Regions from separate parts of the Homo sapiens genome. Here all the other regions are linked to region 1. A link is a loop called in an ENCODE intact Hi-C map of the cell type or tissue named here. Cell type or tissue: natural killer cell. All regions are shown on one strand. Links, peaks and the distances in the headings refer to the core of each region. The heading gives the core; the rest is flanking DNA. Region 1 has its middle 70 kb from the start of MIR181B1. Region 2 has its middle 59 kb from the start of LINC02789. Region 3 overlaps LOC107985243 (a long non-coding RNA gene). Region 4 overlaps MIR181A1HG (MIR181A1 host gene).

Region 1 (8,201 bases), core at 2,017-6,016:
AGGGAAAATGAAACACAAATTATTAAAGAATAAAGAAAGAAACTGTACTACTGTCCCTCAGGATTCTCACAGATTGCATTTACTTAAATATGAGTTTTCATTTTTTAGAAAAATCACCAAAGAGTTAATAACAACTTCCTGAAATCTATTTTATTCTCTGCCTTTCAGCCTATGCATCTCAATTTTTCCTTCAGTCTTTAAATAATGAACTGATTTCCTCTAAGGAAAATAATATGTTATATATATAAAATCTATATTATAATGATATGTATAATATAATAAAATCATATTATAATGACATAACATATTAAATTATAATAATATGAATGATATAATATATAATATAGTACATATTAAGTATAATATATTATATTATATTATATTTAATATAATGTACTCAATATTTATTGAAATATATAATGTTTATTAAATATATATATCATATATAAATATATATTCATCTAGGTTATGTGTCTCTCTATGCAAGGAATAATCAAGCCTAATATGTATTTCTTGGTTCATATTGTTACCTGGTGACTGGCCATTTCCCAGCCTGAATCATCACACTCCTCATTTTGACATTACCAAACCATTCATTCATTTATTCAATAAGTAGTTATTAGGCAATAAGTATTATCTGCCAGATCCAATGCATCAAGAAGTGGATACAAAGATAAACTATACAAATATGATCTCTGTTGCACTAGTCAGGTACAAGCTAAGCTTCTGTTAACAAAGAAACCCCAAAGTATAATGAAATAAATAAGCAAATGTGCATTTCTATCCTGTATGTTTGTGGATTGGTAGGGCCATGCCCCACACTTATAGGCCCGAGAAGTCTGCTCCAATTTTTGCTATACTACAGCCAGAAGAAAGGGAGAAGGGATCATGGGACTTTATGGACAATCATAAACAAGGAAAAGACCTGAAAGGATCATACATACATCTACTCCCATCTCTTTCATCAATGTGTAGTCATGTGGCCACCCGGCTGCAAGAAGCCACCTAGCTGCAAGAGGGATGGAAAATGTGGTCTTTAGCTGGGTGGCTCTGTGCTCAGCTAAAAGCCCACGATATGTAAGTGAAGAAGGGTGGATATTGGGGGAGCAGCAGTGGTCTGCCACACCTGTTTTCACTCATCCTATATACCCCATGATAACTAACATACAAGAGATAGATAGTGAGCTATGCCTTTAATAAAAACAGATTTTGGGAGTCATGGATGTACCCGGATGAAATTCACTTATGCTGAGACTCCTAGGATATTTAAGAATTAGTTAGAGAAAAAGGCACAGTGAAGGAGGGCTCCAGGTAGAAGGAAGAGTGTTCAAAGACCAGATGAGGGTAAGCATGGTGATTCATGGAAAGTTTATCTGAGTTCCAAATAGGTCTCCAGTGCCTCATAATCCCTAGCAGTACAGACACTCAAAATGTATGTAATGAATAAAAAAATGAATAATCCATTGAGTTCAAATACCACTTCTTCTATAGTATTTTTGACGGATGATTTTCTACTCTTTGAAAGCTTCTAGTGATAAAATGTTAATAAAGATACTATGTATTTATTTATTCTGCCAGTCAGTCAATCATTTAGTCAGCTAGCATTTATTAAGTATCTACTATTGTAAATCTCTAAAAACAAAACAATGAACCAAAAAGACAGCTCCTATTCAAATTATAGTCTATTAGTGGAAGGGGAGAATAAAATTTAGTCAAATAATTACAAAGTATAAAATCGATACTGAAATCAAAAATGGTAGGTGGTGTTATGAGAACCTTATCTAGGATTTGGTCAAGCCAAAAAATGCTTCCCTGAAGATATAATTAAAAGGCACTCTGTAGGATATGCAGGAATTAGCTACTGAAAAAGGAAGGGAAACAATACTTGAGAAGACTGCCAAGTGGAGTCTTGGTGTCAAAAAAGAGATGAAGAGAAGACTGGTTTGGTTAGATTGGGGCTGGAGAAATAAGCAGAAAGCAAATCAACTGTTGGGTTATAACCATTAATAGATTTGTTAGAATTTCAGATCTCACCAAATATCCATGTTTTCTTTTCCCACATACATATGGATCTGGTCATGTGAGCAATTCTCACTGAAGGACAGTGAGCAGAGAACTTCTATCTAAGTCAGTCAACAACAGGTGTACCTTCTCCACTCTCTCTTTCATCCCGACACCTGGAAACAAAGCACTCTGACATCATGGGGTAGCATGAGGAAACTAGCTTGGGTCTCAAAGCCACTGCTCATAGGAAGGCACTGATTTATGCTTCCACTCAGTCAATTCTGCTCTCTTTGGCTTAGAAAATTCTTCTGTCCCTTGTCAACTCATTGTCCTCTTGTACCCATCCATTTATCTCCCTTGGAGGAGGTTGCCCCATCAGTAATAATTTCATTGCTTTGTGGTATCAGTGCCCTGGACCTTGCTCCTGTCTTCTCCTCCACTGAGGATACAAATTATGACGATGGCAAACAGTATTATAGACATTCACATAAAAGTCCTCACAATAGAATATAATAGTGAGGTGAAGGGAGCACATTCTTAACCCAGAATGCATGACTTAAATCCTACCTTTTGTAACTGACCTTGCTTTGACACATTCAGCCAGTAACTTAACCTTTCTAGGTCTCAATATTCTCACTTGAAAAATATCGACAATAAAAATACTTAGTTGTATAGTTGATGTAAAGTCCTTAGTATACAGTACCTGGCACGTCATAAGCTATCAGTACATTTTATTAATAGCTATTACTATACTTTTCATTATTAGACATTAGTTAAAAAGTAATATAATAATAACACAACCAAAACAAACAAAAACCCCCTCATAACTAAAGGTACTTTTCCTTTCTTTTTCTTTGAAGTACAAGACCTCAACATTTTCTGGATAAGTATTAATCTGGATTGGAATATGAGTTCTTTATTTTAGGGTTTCTCTTGGTTATTTGCAGAAAAATTGCCCATTTTGACATTTTTGGTATTCATTTAAATTCAGATTATTTACTCTTTGTATATAACTGAGTTACTTCTTCCCAGTAAACCTTCTAAAGGCCTGTCACTGGTGAATTATTGATGCAGTGATAGCCTTTCTATTTGTGTGACTTTTTTTCTCTGCTTTGCATCTTGCGTTCCTCACATCCCTTTGGCCTACAGTTTAATTGAAATAGACTTTGTCCTATCCTGGCTTTTTTAGGAAAAACAGATGCCCACCTGAGTTTGAGAGATGAAGATATGCTGACACTAAATTTGCAAAGCTGTGTAGCTACCTTTTCTACCACTTCAACTTAAAGTAGTTGTTTTGTGTTTGCAATTTGGCCTAAAGCTCAATAGGAACACAGAAGGGGAAGTGATTTTTCTGAGATGGTCTGGGGGAACGAGTAGGGAAAACTTCAGGAAAAGAAATGACATTTGAAATATGATTAGAATTTTCTCAAGAAGAGAGGGAGGTACATTCCAGACAAAAGGTCACTAGGATGCCCCTACCTCTCTCTGTAGCTGAGGCTTCCCTCTGGTTGCCAGGGTAATGTTTTGAAGGCAAACACCAGCCTGGGTCACACAATCTTAGGAAACTTTATTGACCTCAGGATATACACAGGCAACACGAAAGTAAGCAGTGTAATATCTCAAGCTCATCACAAAGGAAACCACTTTCACAAAAGTTTACAGGGGTTAAGGGCCCCTCCACATTACAGCAGCTGTCACAGTTCCCTCCCTATTCAGCAGCCTTCTGTGATAACCATAGCAACCCATAGCCCACTGTTAGCAGTGTGACCTGTCTGAGTAGAGGGAGGGCAAACCTCCAGTCGACCACAGCTCCCTCTTCTGGGAGATTTCATCTAGTGCTGTCACGGGAACTAATGATAACAAAATAGAGAACATTTGGAGTTTTTATTAAATACTATTAGGTCTCAGGTAGTTCTTATCTCCTTTATACCTAATAACACATACCTGAATTATAGAATATTATCATCCCATGTGTGAGAAAGGCCTTACGATGGCGAATATTCAAATATCAATGGAGTGAACTACTTTGGCCCTTTACCTTACTAGGAAAAGCCATGAGGAAAACATTCTAAACCATTTTCTAAATCTAGCCTGTGTGTCTTTCTGCTTGTTTTCCTCTCTTGCTTAGTTGTTTTCAAATGTGCTCTACAAAGCTTTCTGAGTTTCTTGAAGCCCCCTCCAGGCCTGCTGGGGGTGGGTGATGAGGATGGGAGAATGCCAATGAGAAACTAGTGAGCCAGGAATTATAAAGTGAATAAGTCTACAAAGATAGGAGAAAAGTAAATGACAAAAACGCTCTGCATACCATATAAAGGAATTATTTTAGGTTCCTTAACTTCCTGCTCACCACTAAGCTGATTGTTTTCTGAAGAAAAAAACATAATGCTGTATGGATCATTTTCAGCTATCAAATTAGATCAACACTGGAAATTTCAATTCCCTTCTATATGAATAGAGTTGATTTGATTTTATCTTGTGCCTTTGGAAAAAACCTTTTACAGCTAAGTTCTTATTCTATCACCTTTCAATTCATCTACGATCTTAGCTATTAGGTATGTGATTTTTTAAAAAAGGAATGAGATAATATAAGACAAACTGAGTGCTTCATAGAAAAGTCAAAATATAAATAATACTATGAAAAAGGATATTTACATAAATATTGTATCTATTCAAGAAAGCAGTATGTATGCATTTGTTTTACAATAATCACTTTTTAGGATAAGAATAGGGTTTCTTAATGAATAGTTGTGCTTCCTTCAATCTCAACAAACTGTAAGAGATCTTTAGCTATATGAGCTGTCCTCCAAAAGAAAGCAAAATCAGTTCTGTTACCCTGAATATTATTGGCCTTACTTCTATTTTCCTAATTTTCTACATTTGTGTCTGAAAGTGTTGTGAACTTATTTTTTATGCTTATGCAATACATCTCATCAGTTGACTAGCATATCGGCATGTCTTATCATGATATTTATGCTGCTTTTTGGCAAAAGGCATGTTAAATAGAACAGCCTGTCTTCTTCCACAGTTTCAAAAAGCATTCCATGTACTTCTGATTCTCAAACTGCTGTACCCAAGAGTGGCCCGGACTGGCTGATTTTTTTTTATTAAATCTCTTTCTCCTTCTTCCTGATTTCACAGCTAGAACATATTTTCTCACCTGTCTTGCAGCAAGATTTGACCAAACGATTGAATTATCCCATTCAAGTTGGCATGCCCGTATAGAAATGGGAAAAACCAAGTGGTTTTCCTGTTCTCACATAGTCACACAACACAACACTTTTGACACCGGATGTGTGGGCTTCTGCCTATTTACGAAGAAATTCTTCAGTAAACACCAACTAAGTGTCCTATAATTTAATTCCATTCTGACACTATCAATCCAGGTGTTAGATCCCATAGGTTGAGGATTCAGTCCCATAAGACTGCCACCCACTTCAGATTCCAATCAAAAGTAGTAGATTGTCACCTCTACTTCTAACTGACTGGCTATAAATCAGGGTTCCCTTGACCCTATTCTCCAATTTGATTAGTTTGATAGGATGGCCCATAGAACTCAGGGAGAGACTTATGCTTACCCATTTATTATAAAGGATATTACAAAGAATACAGATAAATAGCCAGATGGAAGAGATGCATCTGGAGGCAAGGTATAGGAGAAGGGGAGCAAAGTTTCTATATCCTCTCCAGACATGCTACCCTACAGGAGCCTCCATATGTTCAGCTATCCAGAAGCTTTCTGAACCCCGGCCTTTTGAGTTTTTATGGAGTCTTCATTACATAGGCATGATTGATTACATTATTGGCTATTGATAATCAGCTCAACAATTGACCCTTCTTCCCTCCCTGGAGGTTGGGAGGTGGGTCTAAAAGTCCTAACCCTGTAATCATGGCTGGCTTTTTCTGGTGTCCAACTCTCATCTTGAAGCTACCTAGGAGCCCCACTTGCCACTCATCTTATTAGCTTACAAAAGACACTCTTATCACTTTGAAGATTTCAAGTGTTTTAGGAGCTGTGCACCAGGAAACATGGACCAAGACCAAATATCTATTTCACAATATCACAGCAAGCAACATCTTTCAGGCTTGCCATGCATGGTCTGCCATGATCGTTTTCACCTGCACGCTGAGGTTGATGAGACTACCAGTCAGAGAATTGGTGAACTGGTTAGGCCACCAGTCAGAGTAATTTTCAGAAACCTATCGACCAGTAATACCTATTGGGGCCTAAAGCAAACAAAAAACAAATGCCTGCAGGTGTAGACACTAAAATGTAGGAGTTTACTCTTAAAGCAGCATGTATTAGGTTAATCAATAACTCATCCTAACTCCTGTCTTGAGATCCAGACTCACATTTCTTAATTGCTACCTGGATACCCTTGAATTATATCAAGTATGACATATCCAAAACTGTAACAATTATCTTGGTATCCAAATATACCTTTTTTTTCAGTCACTACCCACTCTATTTACCAAACTAGGAATATTGGCTCACCCTTTATATCTGTGTTTCTACAACTTTGTCACACATACAAATCATTGGGCAGATTTGTTATAACACAGATTTTTACTTCCTCCCACTTCGCTCCTGACCCAGTGATTCTGATTCAGGAAGTCTAGGGTGGCCCTGAGACATCAGGGATACTGATGCTGCTAGCCCATGGTTTATACTTTGGATATCCCTGTTGTACACCCCCACCTTTAAACCATCTTACTTTCTAATTCGGTATTGAGTGCTAAGCAGTCCATCTGGATAAGTCTACCCTCTTTTTTTTTCATTTTCCAATTGACTTATTTTAGGTTTCTATTATCTCTCACATTTATTGTTGCATTTCCTTCACAAGGGGTCTGTCACCCTCAAACACGTTCTGCAACAGCTGTCAGAATGGCTTTGTAAACCATCTAACCAACCACCCAACCAACCAACTGACCACCTAACCAATTAACCAACCAATCAACCAACTAACCAACCAACTGAAATATTGCTTATCTGTGGATTTCTCATTTCAAAAATATAACGTAGTGATTTGTAAACTTCTTCGCTCTTTTATTTACCTATTTTTACTTAAATAGCAAAACTCTTTCTTTAATAGCATCTTGTGGATAAATGATGCTCATATCTGGCTGAAATCTGTATGGGAATTGGGATGCTGGAACTCATTCTTCTTCTTATCTCACCCACATTTTTGTCCCCAGTGGACTCCATGTAAATCGTATGACTTCTCAGAGCAGAGTTAGAAAATAATGTATTTGGATGGATTCTCCAGTTTTTTGTCATTGCTGTTGTTGCACATATGAAAGCATGGCAAGAAAGACTGTTTACAATCCAGCTACAGTTTAAGGGCTCCGTTTCATCCCTTTTATTTTTCCAATATGTGTGCTACATTGTAGCCATGCTTCTGGTTCAGGGCTACCTATGTGGCTACCAGTTATGTGCTTTCCTTTACTTAGGGTGCCCTTCACACACCACAGAGCCTAACACAAATATCCCATCACCAGTAAAGCTTTCTCAGATACTCATCCCACTCTTCCTACCACTCCAAGACAGAAGTCATTATTTTCTCCTCTTAATCTCCATTTGCATCCCAGTTGCAACTGTTCTATGTTTGTTCTATGACTGAACTCTAGGAAAGCAAAGGTCATACCTTTGTATATGTTTATCTATCATCATTTTTGAACATACAATATTTGAATATGGAGGTATAGGCACATATGTCTTCAATAAATGTTTGTTGCGCTCTAGAGCAGGATATGATGGCTAACAATCATGATTATGCTCATAAATCTTGTAGGATATAATTTAGAGCCATTATGGGAAATAATTTCCTATTATAAAATTAACCACCATGCAAAATTTATGTCTATAGTTCATCTATGCCTTTTATTTATAATAAATAATAAATACTGGAAAAGATAAATAGGTTGTTTTTGTCATTTAAGGAGAACTCTGACTGTAAACATACATCTTTCAAGGGAATTCAATTGAAATCTATTTAGCCATCACACATAAAACATTATCATCACCATGATCTCAGTGAATATGACACTAGAGAAAACATTCCCATTATACATGTTCCTGGGGTGCAACAAACAGTTATTTTGCCAGAGTAAGTCACATGTAAATCTAATTCTCTTTTGATCTTATTGAACACCAGTGATTCCTCTGTGACCAGCTCTAGAAGCAAATGGTTGATAAATGT
Region 2 (8,201 bases), core at 2,475-6,474, 300 kb after region 1:
GCTCGAGTATGTTTTCTCAGCATTTCCTCCCAAACCATGGTAGGCAACACACACACACACACACACACACACACACACACAGAAATCAAATCCAACACACTCACACAGAAGTCAAATCCAACACACACACAAACCCAATCCAGCCAGGAGGATCTCAACTGTCATCTAGATAGTATCTCTGATTTGAAAGGAAAATTGAAGAAGGAAAGAAGAAAGAAAAAGAGAGGAAGAAAAGAAGAAAGAACAGAGAGGAAGAAGAGTAGGAGTGGGAGAGAAAGGGAAAGAGTAGTAAGAAATAAAGGAAATTGAGACATTTTCTCTCTTGTGCTGACCACAACCATGGAGAAAAAGGCAATTAGACTATCTTATATCTTCATTGAATTGAAATCTCTTCTTCATTGAAAATGGTCAGTATGAAAGAGAATTCTATGCAGTTGTTTTTATTTATTTATTTATTTATTTATTTATTTATTTATTTATTTAGAGATGCAGTCTCGCTCTGTCACCAGGCTGTAGTGCAGTGGCGTGATCTTGGTTGACTGCAACCTCTGCCTCCTGGGTTCAAGCGATTCCCTGCCTCAGCCTCCAGAGTAGCTGGGATTACAGGCACGTGCCACCACCCCTGGCTAATTTTTTTGTATTTTAGTAGAGACAGGGTTTCACCATGTTGGCCAGGATGGCCTTGATCTCCTGACCTTGTGATCCACCCACCTTGGCCTCCCAAAGGAGGATTACAGGTGTGTACCACCGTGCTCAGCCGTTATCTTTTATTTTGAAATTAAAATCAGTTGCCCAAGAGAGCATGATGATTGTTTTTGTCTAGAGACAACTGAAAAGGGTGATGTGTTGCCCTGTATGACTTTCAGAACTTGAGGCATGTTATCAGTGCCATGCTTATTCAAAACATCAGTGAGTGGATTAGTCTGGTATTTGATGCCGTTTATATTCCAACCTCCCTTGGAGATTTCAATCCAAATGGAAGAGTGTATAAGATTTTTGACTAAAATAGACCAATGAAGTAGCACACATAGAACAAAATTCTAGGCACTCAACTTCAGAGACTCTATGCATCCATCTTAAGGAATACTCTTCATACCAAGAAAGAATTGTGATCTTTTCTGGGCCTGGAATCCTTTTCCCTACTTCTTTCTCAGTTAACACCCTTTAAGACAAAATAGAAGTGCCACTTTTTAAATATAATTTACCTTCTTCAAAGCAAAATTTTTTGCTTCATCTGTGAGTCTCACAACACCATTAGAGGCATCATTATAACAGGACCTCTTGGCACAGAAATTATTTTATCCGTTATCTCTTCTCCAAGATCCTCTGGAGCAGGACCTATGCCTTATTTAACTTTTTAAAACTTATTTGTTGTGGTTTGACACTCAATAATTTTAAAAATAATAATGTAGTAAAAAATTATTGTAGAAGGTTAGGAAATACAAAGGGGAATACATCAACAGATTTTTAGGAATTAGCAGAGAAAATGTTATTAAGATAGAGAAGAAGAGGAAGACATAAATTAGAAGAAATGGCGTGGGAGTGTATTCGGGGAGAGAATGGTGGGAGTGTAGGTAAATGGAGTAGAAATAGGGAGGTTGACTGTGGGAAACACAGAAAGATTAGTGTATGAGAAGCTGAGAGATGAGGCTGGGAAAGCTGTAACTTGAAACTGTGGGAATTAAGTCAAGAGGAAAAAGTTGGTTGATTTGTGTGAAGAAGGAAAGAAGAATTAATGGAAAAACATTGCTGACTACACAAAAATGCTTGGTTTGAAATGGAGGAGTCAATAGCAGTGGACTGAGTACAATGCAGCAGGAAATGGTGAGGCAAAACCAGTAACAGGATCTAAAAATGTCCAACACTTTTACCAGGGCCCTGCAAAGTGTTCGAAGGGAGTCTTTTGTGGATTATCTCATTTGGTCCTCAGAAGCAAATATCACAAGGGCATAAAAATGATCAATAACCCCAATTCATTCATTAAGACATTGCTCCTATTCTCAAGGAACTTATAACAGATCAAGGTGAGAAAATATAAAGAATAGGGATGAAAAATGGCAAGCAGTGGGTGAATGACAATAAGTGTTTTATATGTTCACAACTGGGGCCTGCTACTGGCATCTAAAGTAAAGAGGCCAGTGATACTGTTAAACATCCTACAAAGTGTAGGACATCCCCTTACAACAAAGAATTCACCAGCCCAAACAAAATGTCAATAGTGCTACAGTTAAAATGCCCTTGGACAGTGCATATAGAAACCTATTATAAAAATAGGTGTATTTCTTACATAAGCATTAGGTATTAGCACAAACTTCAGCTGGTACTCCACTTTGGTGATATTGAGGTAACTGTTGCTTTGTTTCAGTACCTAGAAATCAATCTTTTTTAAAAAAGTCTTGTTCCAATAGGAACTAATCATTGACTAATATAACAAAATCCAAAATGTGGACCACTCTACTGAACTATTGAACCAGCTTCTTAAAAATTCATCGCAAAGAACACACACACACACATACACGCACGAGAGAGAGAGGAAAAACTGTAGTTTTTAGAAGAGACTGAAGAGACCTATCAACCAATTACAATGTATAAACATTTTCTTTTTAAGAGCTGGGATCTCACTCTGTCAACAACCCAGGCTGGGGTGCAGTGATGTAATCGTACCTCACTGCAGCCTCAAAATCCTGGGCTCCAGAGATCCTCCTGCCTCAGCTCCTGGAGTAGCAGGGAACACAGGCGCATGCCACCATGACCGGCCAATTTTTTTTTTTTAAGAGATGGGGTCTCTCACTATGTTGCTCAGGTTCATAAACATTTTTTAATTCTAATTTAGATGAACAAGTCCTTAAAAATGTAATTTGGATGAACACCTCCTTAAAAATGTATGGGACAATCAGAAATTGAACAATAAGTGGGCATTTGGTGATATTAAGTGAATGTTAGTTTTTAGGTGTGATAATATAATATTTCAGAATGTTAGAAAAAAGACCTTATCTTTCAGAAAGATATACTGAAATACTAATGGATAAATAATATAATCTTTGGAATTGCGGAAAGAAGTGAGTGCTAGTATATGAAAAGTGTCCATGAACTGATAATTATTGAAGCTGTGTGATGGATAGTATGGGATAATTATACTATTCTCTTTAGTTTTCTATATGTGCTTCATATACTCACTAAGAAACAGTTTTACCCATATATACGCCAACCTAATTTATCACAAAAGTAACACTGCTGTGCAGTGGGCAACGTGTAGTTTTTCCAATAAAGGTGCTGCATCAATGGATTACTTATTTGAGAAAAATAAGTATCTTAATTTCTGCTCACCCAAGTCACAAAAATCAATTAAAAATGACTGTGGTCTATGTGGTTAAGGTAAAACAATAATGGCTTTAGATGAAAACATGGGCAATCATCTTCATGATTTTAGAGTAGTCCAAGATTTCAGAAACAGAACACAAATAGTTTTAAACTAAAGCAAAAAGATAAATCAATAGCTCTGTTCATCAAATGATAACATTAAATAAATAAAGAAGGAGTATATCTACAAAAAATTTACCCCCCACACAAAAAATCATATCTAGACTCTGTAAAGAACACCTGCAAACTAATAAGGAAAGGATAGAAAATCGAATAGTAAAATGCACAAAATACTTAAACAATTCACATAAAATACATTAAAATGGTCAATAAATATAGAAAAAGTTACTCATATTTATTACTCATTGACAAAATGCAAGTTAAAAAACCACAATGTGATACCTCTACTTCCTCACTGGAATTGTTAACATGAGAAGACAGACAATACCAGGTGTTGGTGAGGATCTGTAGCAACTGCAAGTTTCATATACTGTTGGTGTGAGACATAGTTTAGTATAGTTTAGTACAACCTCATAGAAAGCTCTTTGGCAGTGTCCTCTAAAGCTAAATGTATGCATACCTTACAGCCTAGCAATTCAAATTCTAAGGATATACCCAATAGAAATGCATACACATGTTTACCAAAACTCCTGTACTGGTATGTTCATAATTCTAGTGAAATACCATATGTCAGTAAGAAGGAACTGATTACAACTGTGTGCAAAAACAGTTCTAAATTTGCCAAGCAAGACGTTGAACAGGAAGTCACACACAACTAAATAGATACAGTATCATTTTGTTTTAATGAAATCAATTAAAATTAATAAAATTAGTCAATGATAAATTTTATTTTGATAAAGGTGAGAGATATGCAACATCTCTGGTTTTAGAAGTGGGTGTCAACTGTGGGGTGGAGAATAGTAACTGGAGTTGGCATAAGTGGGGTTTTCCGACATACTGGCCACATCCTCTTTCTTGGTTTAGGTGATGTTATACACGTGTTTGGTTTCAAAACATTCATTGAAGGGAGCCTCTAAGAAATATGTAAGTTTGTGCAAATATCTTATACCTCCATATTAAATTGCCAAAAAATACTACTAATTCAACTATGTTAAAATCTAGAGCTTGCTTTGAAAGAATTACACCCTAAAAGAAGTACTTGGTCACACAGTTCTCAACAATGTTTCTTATGAGACTTCTGACAATGTGATGTGATGATAGAATAAATGTATTCTTAAAAATAGAAGAACTAAATCATGATAAAAAAATCAAATATTGCCACAAACTGATGACGGATATTGGTTTTGATAAAATATCAAAGAAACTGGAATGAGAATTATTATTGTATTTTCATGATTTTAAAGTAATATTTCAAAATGAATGAATCAATCAAGATGTGCAAAGATGTAATTTGATTAAACTATGTAATATCCTATGTAATTTGAAATATTAAAACTTAGAATAATTTTTCTTAACAAGTCCCTCCAAAAAAAAAAAGCAGAAAAGAAAAAATTGTAATTGAAGTGGCATTTTCCATTAATGTCATCGTTTACAAACTCTGAATTACCCTTTTGTGGGGAGGTAATGCTCTGATATTTATCAATTGGTTCTCAGTGATATTTTTAACATCAGCAGTGTGCTATCATGGTGGGAAAACAAAGAAGTACATATTGAAAAGATATAAAAAATAATTTGTAGAAACAGACCAACTCTCATGAAGCCTGCAGTGACAGGTGTTATTTGATTAACATAAGGAAAAAGATCAAAATACACTGAGCACTTATCATGTTCAAGAGTTAGTTCTTAACTCCCTATATTTGTTCTCTTTTAATCTGTAAAATAATCCAGTGAGGCTGATAACATTGCCCCATTTTACACATGATACATTGCCCCATTTTACACATGATAAAGTTCAATAAGTAGTCCAAGTTTGGGAAGATACTAAATGACTGGATATTAAATCCAGGCCTGGATCATGCAAGAGAGTATGATGAGTGTGGAACAGAATAACCAAGGGTATATTCATAACTATTGACTCTGGTTGGACTCTGAAGCCAGATGATTCCAGAGATGAGTTCCAAACAGAAGTAGGAGTTATTGAGAGGTGAAGCCAGCTGGACTTCCTGGGTCAAGTGGGGACTTGGAGAACTTTTCTGTAGCTAGAGGTTTGTAAAATGCATCCATCAGTGCTCTGTAAAAACGCACTAATCAGCACTCTGTAGCTAGCTAGAGGTTTGTAAAATGCACCAATTAGTTCTCTGTAAAAATGTACCCATTGGCGCTCTGTAGCTAGCTAGAGGTTTGTAAAATGGACCAGTCAACACCCTCTAAAATGGACCAATCAGCACCCTGTAAAATGGACCAATCAGTGCTCTGTAAAATGGACCAATCAGCACTCTGTAAAATGGACCAATCAGCAGGACATGCATGGGGACAAATAAGGGAATAAAAGCTGGCCACCCCAGCCAGCAGTGGCAACCTGCTCGGGTGCCCTTCCACACTGTGGAAGTTTTGTTCTTTTGCTCTTCACAATAAATCTTGCTGCTGCTCACTCTTTGGGTCTGCACCACCTTTAAGAGCTGCAACACTCATCACGAAGATATAGCCCTCCACTCCATTTTGAAGCATATCATCTTTATAGGACAGGGGTAAAGTCCCAATACTAACAGGAGAAAATGCTTAGGACTCTAACAGGTTTTTGAGAATGTGTCGGTAAGGGCCAGTAAATCCAACATTTCTCAGTCCTCTTTGTGGTCTAAGAGGAAAGGCAAGGGTGCAGGTTTTCGACAATGCATCAGTAAGGGCCACCAAATCTGACCTTTCTTGGTCCTCATTGTGGTCTAGGAGGAAAACAAGTGTTTCTGCTGCTGCGTCGGTGAGTGCAACTATTCCGATCAGCAGGGTCCAGGGACCATTGTGGGTTCTTGAGCAGGGGAGGGGGGTGCAAAACAAACCAAAACCATGGGCAGTATTTTTCTTTCAGATGGGAAACACTCAGGCATCAACAGGCTCACCCTTGAAATGCATCCTAAGCCGCTGGGACCAATTTGACCCGCAAACCCTGAAAAAGAGGCAGCTCATTTTTTTCTGCACTACGGCCTAGCCCCAATATTCTCTCTCTGATGGGAAAAACCACCACCTGAGGGAAGTATAAATTACAGTACTATCCTGCAGCTTGACCTTTTCTGTAAGAGAGAAGGCAAATGGAGTGAAATACATTATGTCCAAGCTTTCTTTTCATTGAAGAAGAATTCATAACTATGCAAAGCTTGCAATTTACATTCCATAGGAGGATCTCTCAGCTTACCTCCATATCCTAGCCTTCCTATAGCTCCCCTTCCTATTAATGATAAGCCTGCACTAATGTCCCCCACCCAGAAGGAAACAAGCAAAGAAACCTCCAAGGGATGGCAAAAACCCCCAGGCTATTGGTTATGTCCCCTTCAAGCTGTTGGGGGATGGGGATTTGGCCCAACCCAGGTACATGAACCCTTCTCCTTCTCTGACTTAAAGCAGATTAAAGTAGACCTGGGGAAGTTTTCAGATGATCCTGATAGGTAAATAGATGTCCCACAGGGTCTAGGACAAACCTTTGACCTCACTTGGAGAGATGTCATGCTATAGTTAGATCAAACCCTGGCCTTTAATGAAAAGAATGCAGCTTTAGCTGCAGCCCTAGAGTTTGGAGATACCTGGTATCTTAGTCAAGTAAATGATAGAATGACAGCTAAAGAATGGGACAAATTCCCTACCAGTCAGCAAGCCATCCCCAGTATGGATCCCCACTGGGACCTTGACTCAGATCATGGGACTGGAGTCATAAACATCTGCTGACCTGTGTTCTAGAAGGACTAAGGAGAATTAGGAAAAAGCCCATGAATTATTCAATGATGTCCACTATAACTCAAGGAAAGGAAGAAAATACTTCTGCCTTCCTCGAGTGGCTATGGGAGGCCTTAAGAAAATATACTCCCCTGTCACCTGACTCTCTCAAGGGTCAATTGATCCTAAAAGATAAGTTTATTACCCAATAAGCCGCAGATATCAGGAGAAAGCTCCAAAAGTGAGCCCTGGGCCCTGAACAAAATCTGGAGGCGTTATCAAACCTGGCAACCTCGGTGTTTTATAATAGGGACCAAAAGGAACAGGCCGAAAAGGAAAAGCAAGATCAGAGAAAGGCCACAGCCTTAGTCATGGCCCTCAGGCAAACAAACCTTGGTTGTTCAGAGAGGACAGAAAATGGAGCAGGCCAGTCATCCAGTAGGGCTTGTTATCGGTGTGGTTTGCAAGGACATTTTTTTTTTTTTTTTGAGACGGAGTCTCGCTGTCGCCCAGGTTGGAGTGCAGTGGCGCAATCTCGGCACTGCAGGCTCCACTCCCCGGGGGTTCACGCCATTCTCCTGCCTCAGCCTCCTGAGTAGCTGGGACTACAGCCACGAGCCACCTCACCTGACTAATTTTTTGTATTTTTAGTAGAGACGGGGTTTCACCATGTTAGCCAGGATGGTCTTGATCTCCTGACCTCGTGATCCGCCCGCCTCGGCCTCCCGAAGTGCAAGGACATTTTAAAAAAGATTGTCCAGTGAGAAACAAGCTGCCCCCTCACCCATGTCCACTATGCCAAGACAATCACTGGAAGGCATACTGCCCCAGAGGACAAAAGTTCTCTGGGCCAGAAGCCCCCAACCAGATGATCCAACAACAGACTGAGGGTGCCCGGGGCAAGCGCCAGCTCATATCATCACCCTCACTGCACCCCGGGTACGTTTAACCATTGAGGGCCAGGAAATTGACTTCCTCCTGGATACTGGCATAGCTTTCTCAGTGTTAATCTCCTGCCT
Region 3 (8,201 bases), core at 1,975-5,974, 320 kb after region 1:
TGGCTGCAGGCTGCCAGCCACTTTCTGCTATTCTCAGTTGCCTTCAGGCCTCCAACCTATGTCATGTCAGTTCTATCTGTATTCTGAATGAGAAGTGAGGTGAAACAGAAACCAGTCTCTTATGTAGGGCTCCATAAAGTCAGAATGTTGGATTCTCTTTCTTTCCCCCAAGGCAGAGTCACATGCCAGGGCTTTCTCTATATATACTGAGCTGTATGGGCTTAGGGCAAGAGCTATCACAGGTATAGTGAAATTGTTCTTCTTACACATTTCATTTAAGCTCTTCTCAGCTTTGTGCTCACCTGAGGTATTGCAACTTCTTAACTGGATTCTGGAAACCTCATAAAACTATTTTGGTCGGTGTATCATTGTTAAACCATTATTTAAAGAATGAGGATGGAGACTTCCTATCATGCAGACAGCACTACTTTTTAAATAGCAATTACTACATATATTAGCAAAAACTTTCGCCCAATATGTCAAGATGTTAGTTCTCTTTGTATACCTAGAACATTAAATCTCTAAAGCTATGTTCCTGTGTTAGACTTCTCTCTTCCCGCTATGTGCTTATTGCTGTACCAGGCAATAGGCACAAAGAGGTTTGCAATAAGATGTCATTGTCTATAAGAGATAACTTTTGAGGAGAAGCAGTATATGAAAAGGGTAAGAGTGTAAGCTTTTGCATCAGAAAAACCTGGGTTTAAAGTATGCCTCTTATAGCTTCTGGAATGTAGATAAAATATATAATCTCTCTAATGCAGTTTTGTCATTAGAAAAATGGAGTGATAATACTATCTAACTACTACTGTTACAATAAGGACTAAATAAGGTAATATGTGTCAAGTTCTTAGCCAAGTGTCTGGCACACATACAGTTAAATGCTTAATATTCAAAATGTGTTGAATATTGTTTTCATTGTTTTGCCAGATTTAGTAATAAAAAATGGAATGGCCCTACAAGATAGAGAAAGCTTCTACAATAGCATCAATAAACTCTCATTTCACACTTGCTCTACTGTTACTTTGTTTTATCTTACTGCTTTCTATTTGTTTTCATCACCTGCATTGTGTTCATTTGAAAATGCACAGGGTCTAAACAAATAAAGTCAAGAAAAAATACAAAAGCTGTTTTGAAAGAATTAGTAAATTTCGACAGCAAGCATATTAATGTTGTAAGATTTGGCATATCTTGGGATTCTGAGATAATTACTAGTGAAAGAAATGAATAGAAAACTTAATATTTTTAGTTTCACTTCTCTGTTGAATGGATAATATTTTTATTGTATTTTTTAAAAATCGGTGATATTTCTGAAAAATGAGCAATATATGAAATGATAAATTTATTTAAAAACTCATATAGCTAAATCTAATCAGCTTATGCAATTTTTCTAGTAAAATGATAATTACATATATACAGTTATGTGATTATTCATTCTCCAAATCTATATTTTGTGCATGTATTGTTAATGCTCCACTATTTTAATATGCAAAATGCCATAAAATAGCACTGGTGGGGACCTTAGATAGCATGTCTCATAGTCTCAATTTGTAGAAAAGAAAACTGGGAAATAAACTCGCTGAGACCTACAAAGATCAGACTGGAAATTAGAAGCAAATCTGGGGCTATAATCTTTTCTAATTTATGCTATCTTCATTTTTCACATGATTTATTCACAGCCACAGTCTAAAAGATAAATGTCGGCATTCAATTAAACTAGTACTTTTGACCTCCCAATTTGTCTATCAGTCTTGCATAATGAAAAAGAAGATTGGTAAAAAGTTATCGATTGTCACTTGGGTCTATTTGTTGGCAAGTAAGGAGTCATCAAATACTCCTTATCAAAAAAACACCTGCCTACATTTTATATTTTCTGAAATTTCACTAATTAAATAATTATTTATTTGATTTACATGCGTAAATGCTTCAAAGATCTATTCAGATGCAAGAACTAATGAAAGTAGAGGAGAAAAAGCCATAAATTCAGGGGTTGACTCATTTACATTGAAAGGCAAAAGAGAAAAAATTAGATCTATCAACTGTATGGTCACTCCTGGTGTGCTTGTCTATCTCTCCTATTGGATGAAATACATTTTTAGGACAATGATCAAACTTTATTCATCACTATACCATTCACACCTTCTAGTGACTGGCACTAAGTAAGAGATTAATTGTTACATAAATTTTAAAATTTTTATTTATTAGGCACCTATTATGTGTAATTCACAGTGCTGTGCTGTGTATTTTTCAGTATGCTATCTTTTCCAAATTTAACAATACTTTTGAGGTAGCTATTATTTTCTCCCATTTTACAGAAAAGAAACCTGAGGTAGAGAGATGATAGACAACTTGCCTAAGGTCACACACTTAACAAATGTAGTGCTGGAACTTTAACTCTGGTCCTTGTTTCAAGAGGCACTTCTTTTCCTACACCAAAAAAGCCACAGAGCCCACAGAATTATGGATTATCAGGACTTGAAGATGTCTTTAAACTTATCTAGATACTCAAAACTGGTTATATTAGGGATTAAAATCACTTTTCTATGCTTCATGGCTTCTTGTTTATTCCCAACAGTAGTGTAAATAAGCTGGTCACATTGATTCCTTTCTCACTATTTATTGAAAGCATGGATAATGAATTAAGAATAACTTTGTGGAAGAGAAGAATATTAATAATATTTTATAATATGTTAATAATAAATAATAATGAATTAATAATTAATGAAATAATAACCAGGCCTCCATCCTGGTTTGCAGATGTCTGTCTTCTCATTGTACTTTACATGGCAGAGAGGAAGGAACTTCTCAAGTCTCTTTTTATATGGCACTAATTGCATTCAAGAGGGATCCACCCTCATGACCTAATTACTTCACCATTTATTGCATAATTACTATGTGTGAGAAATATGAATTAATTTATTCTTTACCATTGCAAACCTATGAGATAGAAATCATTATTCTAATTTTTACACACAAGGAACTCAAGCTTAAAGACATTACAGGACTTTTCTAAACTCCCACGTGTATAGTACAGAAACACAGTGGGCCTCTTGGGCTGCATCTAATAAATTATGCTAATAATGTTACTCATAGTGAGGGAGGAACTGGAGATTGGGTTCAACCATATGGGCAATTAATCCTTCAGTTATGCCTACCTAATGAAGCCCCAGTAAAAACTCTGAACATGGGAGTTCAAGTGAGCTCCTGGGATGGCAATACTCTGTAGATAGTGTCGTACATCAATACCAGGAGGTATTCTTTGTCATTAGGACAATAAGAGCTTCACATTTGGAATCCTCTTGGATTCTACCCTACATGTCTCTTTCGTTAGCTGATTCTATCCTTTCCCTGTAGCAAATATTGTGAGTGCAATAGCTTTCAATAAGTCCTGTGAGTCTTTTGAGTGAATTAGCAAACCTGAGGGTGATTTTAGGAAACCTTGAACTTACCTCTTGAAGACCCCAGCCACCTCCTAATACCATCACATTGGGGGTTAGGATTTCAACCTATTAAACTGGGAAGTAGGGCATAAACTTCAAGTCCATAACAGCTTGCTAAGTAGTTCTACCAGATGTCAGTGGCAGCCTGGAAAGGTATCGCCACCTACTGGCATGCACTTGCACTGTGGCTGCAAATGCTGTTTGTTGGATTTGGCAGGCATTACTATAAATCCCCACCCTAGATTCAGAACTTGAAAGCTGAGTTTTCCTGCAGTCCCAGTGTAAGCTGAGTCAATTGCCTAGATTCTGAACAATGTTCCCAGGAGTATCCATCTATATTGACCAGCTAAGGCTTGCAATGTCTCCTCCAAAAGGAATGTGGTAAGACTTCCCTCCAAGTGATATGAAATGGGCTTTATCAATCAGCAAGGCATTACTGACAAGTGGCGGGGTAACTAAGTTATTATTTTCCTTGTACATTTCAGTCTGCTCCATTGAGTAGAGGGAGGATGCTGTTTAGAGATTCTCATATGTTGTGAGGCACACATGGAGCCAATGTAAACTCTTGTGTTGTTGCTTGCCTTGCTGCTGTCACAATTTGTCTCCTGATAAAGCAGGATGTAAGGGGTCACACCCATGTAAATCAGTGGCACGATGCTTATAGAAAAAGAAATGAAGAAAGGAACACTTTATCCCTGGCCCACCTAATACCCTTGAGAAGGTCATGCAATTGATTCAATAATGTAAAACACTCAGATTGTGCACACATGTCTTATTGGGAACTGCTGCTTACCAGCATGCCAAGGGCCTTATGTTCAAAATCCAGAGCCTCAAAAATACTTATAAGGCATTACTACTCTCTTGGAAGTAAATCCAAATCCTTCAGAGGTCAGTTGGTACACTCTAGAGAAGGAAGCAACCATGTATGAACATGGTCATCCAGGACCACCAGGAGTTTATCAGGTAAACAACCAAAGGGTAAAAGCAGTCAGGAACAGACAGAAAACTTAAAAAAAAAAAAAACCCAAATCCCAAAACACCTGTCAAATGCAGCTGTACACTATCCTGTTGACTGTTGGTCTCATCAGTATTATTCTGATTTCACTGGTCTGCAATCTACAAGCTCAAAGCATCTAAGTAAGCCATTATTTCAACTAAACATGGACAATGGTGAAGCCCACATGCCATTGAATTTGGCTAATACAAGCCCTATAACCCAAAGTCTCTACCAGCTTTCCCATCACCAACCAAACCAACAACTGAAGCAAAGGGCCTACAACAAATGGCTAAAAATACAAGTCACAGCACTTTGGGAGTCTGCGTTGTGCAGATCATCTGAGGTCAGAAGTTCAAGACCAGCCTGGCTAACATGGTGAAACCCCATATCTTCTAAAAAAAAAAAAATACAAAATTAGCTGGGTGTGGTGGTGCATGCCTATAATCCCAGCTACTTGAGTGACTGAGGCAGGAGAATTGCTTGAATCCTGGAGGCAGAGGTTACAGTGAACTGAGATTGTGCCATTGCACTCCAGCCTGGGTGACAAGAATGAAACTCAGTCTCAAAAAAAAAAAAAGAAGGCCAGGCATGGTGGCTCATGCCTGTAATCTCAACACTTTGGGAGGCCGAAGCGTGTGTATCACCTGAGGTCAGGAGTTCGAGACCAACCTGGCCAACATGATGAAACGCCGTCTGTACTAAAAAATACAAAAATTAGCTAGGCGTGGTGGCAGGCACCTGTAATCCCAGCTACTCAGGAGGCTGAAGCAGGAGAATCACTTGAACCCGGGAGGTGGAGGTTGCAGTGAGCTGAGATTGCGCCACTGCACTCCAGCCTAGGAGACAGAGCAAGACTCCATCTCAAAATAAATAAATAAATAAATGAAATAAAAAGAAAACAAAAAAATACAAGACATGCCTACAGGCTAATGCTGGCACTCCAAACTCAGGCACAGATATTTTATTTGACATATAACCTGGCATCATATTAATAACAACCAAATTAGGAAATCTGAATCAAAACCAAATTCCAACAAAACTCCTCTCATTACCCATCTAATAGAAACCTTGGACTAATTAGAAAGTTTTAGACATGGCCATCCTTAATGGGGGCTTAAGTGGTGTCAGTTGGGTCTGGCATATTTGTCCATTACAACAGCATCATGATGCCAATATCACCTTTGCTAGCTGTGAACCCAAAATCCCTTTGACTTGAAAGATATTTGCAAGCCAGGCTCCCAGGCCTAACATTGCCTCCAAATGACACAAATGGCTCCGTGTCACTATAATACCATACAGCCACAAAAGTAAGACCCACATTAATGTGAGTGGACATAAACTTGAAAACAATCCTCAGTCCCACATCCTGGATGACATTGCCCCAACCCAAGATTTCATCAATGGAAACGAATTCTTCCCCAGCACCAGAGATGACTTTACCCATGAAGTCAAAGCCTCCATCCCAGTGACACACATGGACTTCTCCTAAGGCCCTGACAAAGTGGACATGAGACATTTATTGCTTTTCTTCCTCTGACATTGAGGATTCTGTTGCTTAGTCTCATTGTCTGCTTAGCCCATGATCCTGGTATACCCCTTGCTTTATGACAAAATACGCACACTCCTCTCTAAAGGAAAATCTGATAGAGGTTACTACTATCTATGACATTCCAAAAATGAATGGAAATTATTACTTTCCCCCAGAGGCAACTGCACATTTCAATCAACCCTAGGCCCCTTGAGGAGAGAACTACCCACTCCAGGACTTTCTTCTATTACCCACCTCCAGTTTTCCACAACAACCTCCTGCCCTGTGTCTTGAATCATGATCATAGTAATCAACCATTTTCATTGGTGATACACAAATATCACTAATCTTTATGTATAATTTACTAAACAATCAACCACATACTCTCCAACAACATAACTGCCAGAACACTTTGCCACTTGACACTTTGCAACTCTACCAAGATATTATTAGAGATCCTGGAAATTTCAGATCTATTTTCTTGACTAATGCCATATAAATGGGAAACTTGGTTATATGCTGGTCTATAAGAAATGCTTATACTTCTACTCATGGTCTTCTTTTCTACTCTCATAATAAAATATTTTCTATACTGTTTAAGGCAATTTATGCCCTATTGTCTAAAGGTTTCCCCTGTTATCACCCCAACGTTTTCTTAATATGATGCAACAGCATGATAGGGCCAGTTGTATTAACCTTGTCTTTTATTTTCTATATTATGATACTGTGACATTTGGGGCCTTGGTAACCCTGGAGAAACTAACTTCTCCATCCTACCCAGGGTTAGCATAAAGGGAGAGATATATTACTACCTCAATTCCTACAGACAGTAAACAACTCAGTCAGTGAGCATGCTTTTCAAATGCAAATCAACCAATCTAGAGCTCATATCCTCAACCACCTTCTTTATTGGGCTCTCACACTTTAGGCTATTATTCACCTTCTCTAATCACTGTAGGGCCAGGTACCAGACAACTTGAAACAGCCCTTATATCCTAAAGACCATTGGAATTATTCAAAATAGCCAATTTGAGGCCTGCTTACCCAGCCTTGCCCATTCCTTCTCATGGGAACCACAGTAAGATTTCTTGCCCACAGTTTCTCCTTCTCCCTCTCCCTCCTTACCAACCACAGTGCTTCCCTGTGTGCTCCTCTACCCTCACGGTGTGATTTTGTGTGATGCATTTGTCTCCTTCTCTGTTGCAAGAACCTGAGGAAAAGGAGAAGCAGAAGGAAGAAATGAATAGACTATTTGGGGATATTTTGAGCAGAAGTATTTACTCCCACCAAAGATCACATTTCAGTTGATCTGGGATGGGCACCAGCATTTGGTATGTTTAAAAAGCTCTTCAGGTGATCTGAATGTGCAGCCAGACTGAGAACCACAGTGTAGTTTATTGAATAGTTTTCTATTGAGTACCTACTGTGTGCAAAGTCATTTGTGTTATAAATTCAATCCCTATCTTACACAAAATGTTTGGGTTTATTTTGTTTAGTCTCAATATCATGTGTTACCTTAAGGAAACTGTTGTTTAGTAATCAAAGCAGGACTTTCCAAGTTAGGATTTTCCATTTCTGCTCCTGAATACTTTTCTGCAGAGTTACTGAGTAAATAACTGTGGAAAAATTACTTAACCTTCTAATGCATCTATTTGTTTATTTGTGAAACAGACATATGTACTTATTTTTTAGCAAAGGTTTGTTTTGTTGGTTATTTTTTGTGTGTGTTTTTGGTTTTGAAGTAATTTTCAACAATATTTTATCATTCTTGAATGAATGAGAATACTTTCAAAATGTATGACATCTCAAGACTTCTTTTCTTAGAACCAAGAACTTCGCCCATAGGTTTTTTCTTTCTTTCTTTTTTAATTGCAAAGTGAGTGGCAACACTACTCATGATATGAGATGCCAGAGCTAACATCCAAGAATAGACCAAAGTAGACACAAGATTTTTGTTGTTTGTAGAAAGTGGGCTCCATTGTTCTAAACTTTTATTCTAAACTTGGCATTCTGAAATGGTTACTATAAGGTTAAAGTCTCTTATCTCCACAGCTTGCTGGACAATCACTAAGAGTTTTGTAATGATATAAGGAATTAACTAAACAACTTGTAAAATTTTTCAAAGATAGTGATGAGCCCAAATCAAGATGTAGAGTTATTTCTCTATTCACAGATGCTACACATAGAATAGGTATCAACAGAGACCTTTCAGTTCACAATTTGAGAGTTTGGCAATGGT
Region 4 (8,201 bases), core at 2,067-6,066, 130 kb after region 1:
TTCGATTGCCTTTTATTTCTTTTATGCATATATTTATGGGGAAAAGTTTCTTTCCCTACTCTTGTCTTTTCATATGTAATGAGTTCCATTAATGTAACACTTTAAGCTCTCCTTTTTATTCTACTCCAGACATGCATTTAAATGGGAAGTTGGGAAGGAAAAACTGGACACGTGAGCCTGCATATCTCCATATCTTCTTTTTCTCTCTTTCTCCCTCATCCTCTCACTGTCTAACTCTCATGTTCCCTTCCTCTCTTTGTATTGCCTATAGAATGTAAATCCTCCCAGATGACCTCTCTATGCTATAAATTTTCAGCCCACATACTTGAAGGTGTGAGTCACATTCTTCAAAATGATCAGCTGTAGCAATAATAAAGGTGATATTCTGCCTCCACCTATTTTGCTTCTTATTTCAGAACTTGAGTGGGGAAGAAGGGTGCTATTTATTGACTTCCTCAAGAACTTCAACTATCTAATGCATGGCTTGAAACAAATATAACCTTGCTTTCTGAGTGGAATGAAGTATTATCAACACATATTTACCTATATTTTATACTACTGTTTCGGTACTTTCTTTTTTAATTGTGATTCAGAAATATGTGTGCAGTAGGGCCTAATTATCATATTCTTATTTTTCTTCTCAAACAACAAATCAGTTGTTTCAATTAATTGTGCTGACACTTCATGTCTCTGAGGTAAAATGATAATCTGTACCTAAATTAGGAAAATAAGTCAAAAGAATACGGATTAAGACGTTTGATGGCAAACACCTGGATTTTGCTCGATGAAGGAATATAAACTTGACCAAAAAAGAAAACAACTTCAACAACTTTCTTTTTAAAACTATTTTACCACAGATTGTGTTATTTTACAAAATTGACATATTTTACCCTTAATAAATCTTTTTAAATTCTCATTGCAGTAAAGCACACAGGGAGTCTCAGCAGAGGGTAACTCTGCTCTGAATTATGATTTCCTTATTCTTTCCTATAGTGTTCCCATTAATTCAGAGGTACTATTTCTCTCCAATGAGAAAAATCATCAAAATCAAGAGCAGAAAAAAAGGCTACCTTTTCATTTACTCTCTCAGTAATTGAAACCCCCTATAACCACTCTAGCATCTAACATTGAACTACATAAAAGCTATAGCAATTCAGTCAAACTCTTGAAGCTGGCTGTATTAGGGACAATGAGCTACAATTATACTCTAAAAAACATAATTTGAGACTATACATATGTCAAAGTCAACACTTTAGAAGTGGCTAATAAAGAACCATATTGATACCGAAAAGTCATTAGGGACAATCAGCTGTGTTAATGGGAAAGAATGACATACTCTGGGGGGAGCACCATGGCAGTTGTTATCATAGCTGCTGGGAATCCTACGGGAGTGCCATTTCCACAAAAATAAGAAGAGAGCATAGACTGTCAGGGGCTGCCTTTCATGGCACTTGAAATCTCTTTGGAGCTGGCATTGCACACCTGAGTCTCTATGACCCATATAAAAATGTGGCTATTGCTTCTGAATGCCTCCCCAGCTTCATCCAGATTCCTAGATCAGAGAACCCCATGCATGGCTTCTGTTTAGTCGTCACAATGTGTTCCTTTGCTATCTCCTTGCAATTTCATTTGCTTTCTAAATCAATTCCAGCTGTTATTTTAAAAACCATCTTAGCTTAAAATCTTTTTAGCAGTTTCATTTGTTACATCTTCCAGGTTCACCCCATAGAAAGAATAAAACCCCTGACGTTTATGTGGCCAGTTTCTAGGAAGTATAATTCTGTCATCTGGCCAAAATACAGACATACCATATTTTATTACACTTCACTTTATTGCACTTTGCAGAAATTGTGCTTTTTGCAAATAAAATGCTTGTAGCAACCCTGCATTGAGCAAGTCTGTCTGTGCCATTTTTCCAGTAGCATGTGCTCTTTTTGTGCCTCTTTGTCACATTTTGGTAACTCTCTCAATAATTCAGAACTTTTCATTATTATTTTATCTGTTATGGCAATCTATGATCAGTGATTTTTTATATTTACTGTTGTAATTTTTGCGGGTACATGAACTGCACCTATGTAAAATGGAGAATTTAACTGATAAATGTTGTGTGTGTTTTGACTGCTCCACAGACCAGCCTTTCCTCTGTCTCTCTCCCTCTTCTTGGGCCTGCTTCTTCCTTGAGACACAGCAATATTGAAATTAGGCCAACCCTACAATGGCCTGTAAGTGTTTAGGTGAAAGATAGAACCACATCTCTCATTTTAAATTTAAAGCTAGAAATGATTAAACTGGGTGAGGAATGCATGTGGCAAGCTGTGACAGACCAAGAGCTAGGCCTCTTGTGCTAGTTAGCCAAGTTGTGAATGCAAAGGAAAAGTTCTCCAGGAAATTAAAAGGGCTACTTCACTGAACACACAAATGATAAGAAAGCAAAACAGCCTTATTGCTGATTTGGAGAAAGTCTGAGTGGTCTGGATAGGAGATCAAACCAGCCACAACATTCCCATAAGCCAAAGCGTAATCCAGAGCAATACTCTAACTCTTCAATTCTATGAAGTCTGAGAGAGGCGAAGAAGCTGCAGAAAAAAGTTGGATGCTAGTAGAGGTTGGTTCATGAGGTTTAAGGAGAGAAACTGTTTCTGTAACATAAAAGTGCAAAGTTACAGAGCAAGTGCTGATGTAGAAGCTGCACCAAGTCATCCAGAAGATTTAGCTAAGATAATTAAAAAAGGTGGCTACACTAAAAATATATAATTTCAATGTACATAATACAGTCTTCTATTGAAAGAAGATGCCACCTATAACTTTCACAGTGAGAGAGGAGAAGTCAATGCCTGGCTTCAAAGCTTCAAAAAACAAGCTGACTCTCTTGTTGGAAGCTAATGAAGCTGGTGACTTTAATTTGAAGCCAATGCTCATTTACCATTCCAAAATTTCTAGGGCCCTTAGGAATTATGCTAAATCTACTCCACTTGTTCTCTATAAATGGAACAACAAAGCCTGGGTGGCAGCATATCTATTTACAGTATGGTTGACATGCTGTATTTTAAGCCCACTATTGAGACCTACTGCTCAGAAATATAATTTTCTTTTAAAATATTACTGCTCATTGAGAATGTACTTGGTCACCCAAGAGCTCTGATAAAGCTCTAATGCAAGAAGATTAATGTTGTTTTCATGCCTACTAACACAGCATCTATTCTGCCGCCCATGGATCAAGGTGTAATCTTATTATTTAAGAAATACATTTTGTAAGGCTATCACCGCCACAGATAGTAATTCCTCTGAGGGATCTCAGTAAATTGGAAACCTTCTGAAAATGATTCATCATAGTAAATGCCGTAGAGAACATTTGTGATTCATAGGAGGAGGTCAAATTATTAATAATAACAGGAGTTTAGAGGAAGTTGATTACAACCCTCATGGATTACTTTGAGGAGTTCCAAGACTTCAGTGGAGGAAGTAACTGCAGATGTAGTGCCAATGGCAGGACAACAAGAATTAGAAGCCGAGCTTGAAGACGTGATTAAATTGCTGCAATCTCATGATAAAACTTTAATGAATGAGGAACTGCTTCTAATGGACAAGCAAAGAAAGTGGTTTCTTAAGGTGGAATCTACTCCTGGTGAAGATGCTGTAAATATTGTTGAAATTACAACAAAGGATTTAGAATATTACATCAATTTAGTTGGCAAAGCAGATGCAGATTTTGAGAGGACTTACTTCAATTTTGAAAGATGTTCTACTATGGGTAAAATGCTACCAAACAGCATTGCATGGTACAGATAACTCTTTAATGAAAAGAAGAGTAAATCAGTGTGCTGAGCTTCACTGGTGTCTTATTTTCAGAAATTACCACAGCCATCCCAAACTTCAGCAACCACCCACCTCACCAGTTAACAGCCATCAACATTGAAGCAATACCCAAAACCAGCAAAAAGATTACAACTCTGAAGGTTCAGACAATCTTTAGCATTTTTAACAATATTTTAAATTAAGATATGCAATTTTTTTACATAATGCCATTTCACACTTAACTCATTATCATATAGGGTAAACACACTTTCATATGCACCGGGAAACTAGAAAATTCATGTGACTCACTTTATTGCAATATTTGCTTCATTGCAGTAGTCTGAAACTGAAACCACAAAATCTCTGAGGCACGCCTGTATTCTTCAGGTTAATTGTGGATCAGTAAAAAATCAAACTAAGCTCTTTCACATTTGTTTGGCATATAGAGAAATAAAAAGATAATGATGGTGACATTGATGAACGGGATGGAATTAGTATCAAGCTTCAGTGGTAAGAACAAGAATCTCAGAAATGTAGTCCCAAGTTTTAACATGACAAGTGGTGAGAACTCACTTGTCAATTGGAGGGTGTCAGATGACCAATTTTCTAAAATCAGTGGTTCCATAAACTACTGCTGCTATGAGAGTCCAAGCCATTCCAGAATTTACAGTTTGATGAGAGTATTCTGTCTTCATCTGTCTAGCTCCAAGAGCATCATGGCATCCTACCACTTCTCCTGCTCTGAAATGATTCTGAAACCACTAGTTTTTAGGTCTAAGGTTTGCTGAAAAAGCTATGTGGCATAGGGTGTCAAAAGGAGCACCGTCCTAATCTTGAAGATTCTTGAGGAAATCATACGTCATAGTGTATTGGATCAGATCATGTGGTCAGTGGTTATGCTAATTGTATTTATGCTATGCCCATCTAAACTCTCAATGATATCATTGATTTGATGAAGATAGATCCTGAAACATTGAGAATGACATGAATGAATGTTAAGATTCCAGTGTTATTTGTAGTATATCTGAACTCTTCCAAAGGCCTGTACATTTATTGGAACAAACATCCTACCGCAGCTGCTACTTCTTTGATCACATAGAAAATGTCCCTGCTTGGTGATTTTCTTTTCTTTCATGGCATGCACATCCTTAAGAACTGGGGAAAATATTACTTTAGTAAACTAATAACAACATTTTTTACATACTATCAGAGAAAGAAGTAATTATGGGATTTAATAAAATGCCCTAAGAATGTCATAGGAAATATTGATACAGAAATGCAGGTTTTTTTCTGAAACTGATACATTTGATTAATTCTTGGAGTCTCATTTTAAAAACTCTAGATTTTATTATAATATCACACTAAACATAGTTTAGTGTTTATTTTTATTTTTTATTTTCCTTTTTTTTTTTTTTTGGAGATGGAGTCTTACTCTGTTGCCCAGGCTGGAGTGCAGTGGTGTGACCTTGACTCATTGTAACCTCCGCATCCTAGGTTCAAGCAATTCTCCTGCCTGAGCCTCCTCACTAGCTGGCACTACAGGTGCACACCGCCATGCCCGGCTAATTTTTATATTTTTAGTAGAGATGAGGTTTTGCCATGTTGGCCACTCTGGTCTCAAACTCCTGACCTCAAGTGATCCACCTGCCTCAGCCTCCCAAAGTGCTGGGATTATAGGCATGAGCCCCTGTGCCTGGCCAATTTAGTGTTTATTTTTATAATTCTAAATCTTTAGAATATTTACTCCTCTGGTCATCATTATGAATATCAATTATATTAGCAAAGTATTGAATAAGGACAACTTAAAAAATGTAATTCCCTGAAATTTATTGCTATCCACAAATTTACGATTTTTATAATAAAATGTTCTGCAAACATGCAGAAGATATATTTTGAATATAAAAGAAGAATTAATTATGGTTCATATTTTAAAATGTCATTTTGAATCAATTTACTTATGGATACATCAAGGGCAGATAATACATTTTTCTCATATTTTTTATATCCTCCTACCTGTGTAGTGCAGTGTTTAGAATAAACAAAGCCTTAATTAATAGATATTGAATTAAGGTAGCACAGTGATCCAGTCTCTGTTCTCCTACCCTGAAAATTAACTAGGGAATTTGGTCAGCATCTCCTCTTTTGTCTTCTACTCCTCAAGGACAAATCAGTAAATTAGCTTTACTCTTTACTTATATAGTTAAAAAAATGAATATATGAATGCTTGAATTCGTGACTCAAATATCACTTATGAGTATGGAAGCTGAAGAAAAAAACTGATGAAAAATTATAAATGGGTACTCAAATACAAGACATTCTGGCTGGGTGCAGTGGCTCATGCCTACAATTCCAGCACTTTGGAAGGCCATGGTGGAGGATTGCTTGAGGCCAGGCCTGCAGTGAGCTATGATCTTGCCACTATACTCCAGCCTGGGTGAGAGAGCAAGACCCTGTCTCAAAACCAAACACAAACCAACAGAAAGCACAAACAAAACTGTTTCTAATAATAGTTTTTGGTTTCTTTAATGACTTTTGCAGTGACTACTCAATAACATTTGGAACTCTCATTCGTTTTTCAGGGATAAATAATGGAAGTCAACATGACTTCAGCAGACAATTTCAAATTTATTGTAGAATTTCTTAGAACTTAGGGCAATACTGTAGAGAACTTTGCCACAATTGCTTCCTGTTCCCTACTATTATGTTGCATTTGACCTTCAATAAAAGTTCTACTATAGTAGGCTGAAATTGCATATAAACACACTAGAGACATGTTTTAAAATAGTGGATACCTTCAAAATGAAGGTATTCTGAGGTATTCCTGCCTCAGCCTCCTCAGTAGCTAGCACCACAGGTGCACATCACCATGCCCAGCTAAGTTTTATATTTTTAGCAGAGATGGAGTTTTGCCATGTTGGCCATTCTGGTCTCAACCTCCTGACCTCCAGTGATCCACTCATCTCAGCCTCCCAAACTGCTGGGATTATAGGCATGAGCCACCGTGCCTGGCCAACCTAGTTTCTAATATATATATCTAATATATATATATATATATATATATATATATATATATATATATATATATATATAAAATGCATAAATATTTTTAAGTATATTAGAAATTATTTCAGATCTAGCAAATAACAAAAACTGTTCTGTTGTTTATGGAATAAATGAGTTTCTATAGTGAGTTTCACTACCTGACATAAAATCAAGAACTATTTTTTTAGAAAGCTGGGAACCAACAAGAAAATTTTCGGGCAATGACTTAACACTACTTGTCTAAGAGAGAAGTTGACTTGAGTCACACTTTCACATCTTGTAACTTTCAGTTGATTAATGCGTAAAGAGTCACAGGACAGAAGAGAAGGACTTGTGAGTCCAACCAAGTCTCTAACTAAACCGAACTTTAGTTGTTTATGGAAATTTTAGAAAATGCCAAAAAAAAATTGAGAGGTGTGAGATTTTCGGATTTCTAAGTACATATTTTTAATCCTTGACAGACTCCATTAACCTTGATCCAAGATTGAGACCATCTACAGTTTTTATTTTTTAAACCATAAGAACATGAATTATGTTGATGCCCAATGACTTCCCCTGAGCTAACATTTGAGACTGATTATAAAGTGACTACATTGTAACAATTTGATAACACTGTCCTTGGACTCAGTTTTATCCTTTTGCAAGGATTATTTGTGGCTACATTGATTTGGATGGAAGCCACTACAGGCTGGACTTCTGTGCTACTGTGAACTGTCTTGTAGCCAAGCTCAGTACATTTACTAAAACACTGTGAGATTATTTTTTAAATTTGCAGCCATTATTGGTATTTTTTTTGAAACATTTGTTCTATTTAGATGGAATAGCAGAATATAACGTGTTGAACAGGTAAAGGAGATAAAAATACTAAACAGATGAGCCATAGGGAAACATGACTGAGAACAAACATATTTATAAAAATATATATAAGTGGTGTGGAAATGAAAAGTGTATTATCCACACAGGTCAAATCTTATTATGATGAATTTTAAGAGAGTTTAGTATACAGTAATTTTAAATAAATAATTAGAACGAATGGACTTTTCCATTGTGCTTATACATGTTCTATCTCAGTCTTCCTTGTAATGGAACTTATTACAGAGTTTTGACCTGTGCATCTAAGTATTGATTACTGATGATAATCTGAGATAGGGCCCACATCCTTTCTAGGATTAATATGATCTTGCATTTGAAAAATTATTTATTACTTTGATGTTACCCCCTCCCCCCACCTATTATCTCATGTTTTAAGACAAAAGTGGTGGGAAGCCATGAAGCAAAGCAGCTAGATGCAGGAGTAAAAAGTCTCTCTAGCCTCTGAGTTCAAATCCTAGTCCTATCCCATAGGCATTATAGCATCTTGAGCT

What was found. A loop is a pair of places that touch in the nucleus more often than their neighbours do. Peaks named below come from ENCODE experiments on the same cell type or tissue, not always from the same donor. Only the 100,000 strongest peaks of a DNase experiment are listed, where the experiment ranks them.
Region 2: a loop joins it to region 1, with 2.6 times the contacts of the local background. A loop is called at or near these places in 2 of 110 quality-filtered maps.
Region 3: it touches region 1 in a loop (10-fold over the local background); 35 of 110 quality-filtered maps call a loop at or near these places.
Region 4: a loop joins it to region 1, with 2.7 times the contacts of the local background. A loop is called at or near these places in 4 of 110 quality-filtered maps.

What each region holds. Positions count from the first base shown.
Region 1 is chr1:198,785,105-198,793,305 of GRCh38, forward strand. No RefSeq gene overlaps it. Among named protein-coding and RNA genes, the nearest start is that of MIR181B1, 70 kb to the right of the region's middle. RefSeq lists a silencer at 3,627-3,746. In natural killer cell, for the core only: CTCF peaks have their summits at 3,823 (motif pointing left) and 4,023; a DNase peak (open chromatin) is centred at 3,747; H3K27ac peaks cover 1,508 bases.
Region 2 is chr1:199,085,656-199,093,856 of GRCh38, forward strand. No RefSeq gene overlaps it. Among named protein-coding and RNA genes, the nearest start is that of LINC02789, 59 kb to the right of the region's middle. RefSeq lists an enhancer at 3,937-3,986. In natural killer cell, for the core only: no CTCF peak of the experiment used is centred there; a DNase peak (open chromatin) is centred at 4,306.
Region 3 is chr1:199,109,857-199,118,057 of GRCh38, forward strand. It overlaps LOC107985243 (a long non-coding RNA gene), which reads right to left. Exons shown (of 3, transcript XR_001738357.2): 2 at 7,088-7,172. Among named protein-coding and RNA genes, the nearest start is that of LINC02789, 35 kb to the right of the region's middle. RefSeq lists an enhancer at 6,595-7,101. In natural killer cell, for the core only: CTCF peaks have their summits at 3,599 (motif pointing left) and 3,799; a DNase peak (open chromatin) is centred at 3,605.
Region 4 is chr1:198,915,719-198,923,919 of GRCh38, forward strand. The region is part of intron 1 of MIR181A1HG (MIR181A1 host gene); the gene reads right to left. Among named protein-coding and RNA genes, the nearest start is that of MIR181A1HG, 18 kb to the right of the region's middle. RefSeq lists an enhancer at 4,137-4,226. In natural killer cell, for the core only: no CTCF peak of the experiment used is centred there; DNase peaks (open chromatin) are centred at 4,143 and 4,573; H3K27ac peaks cover 830 bases.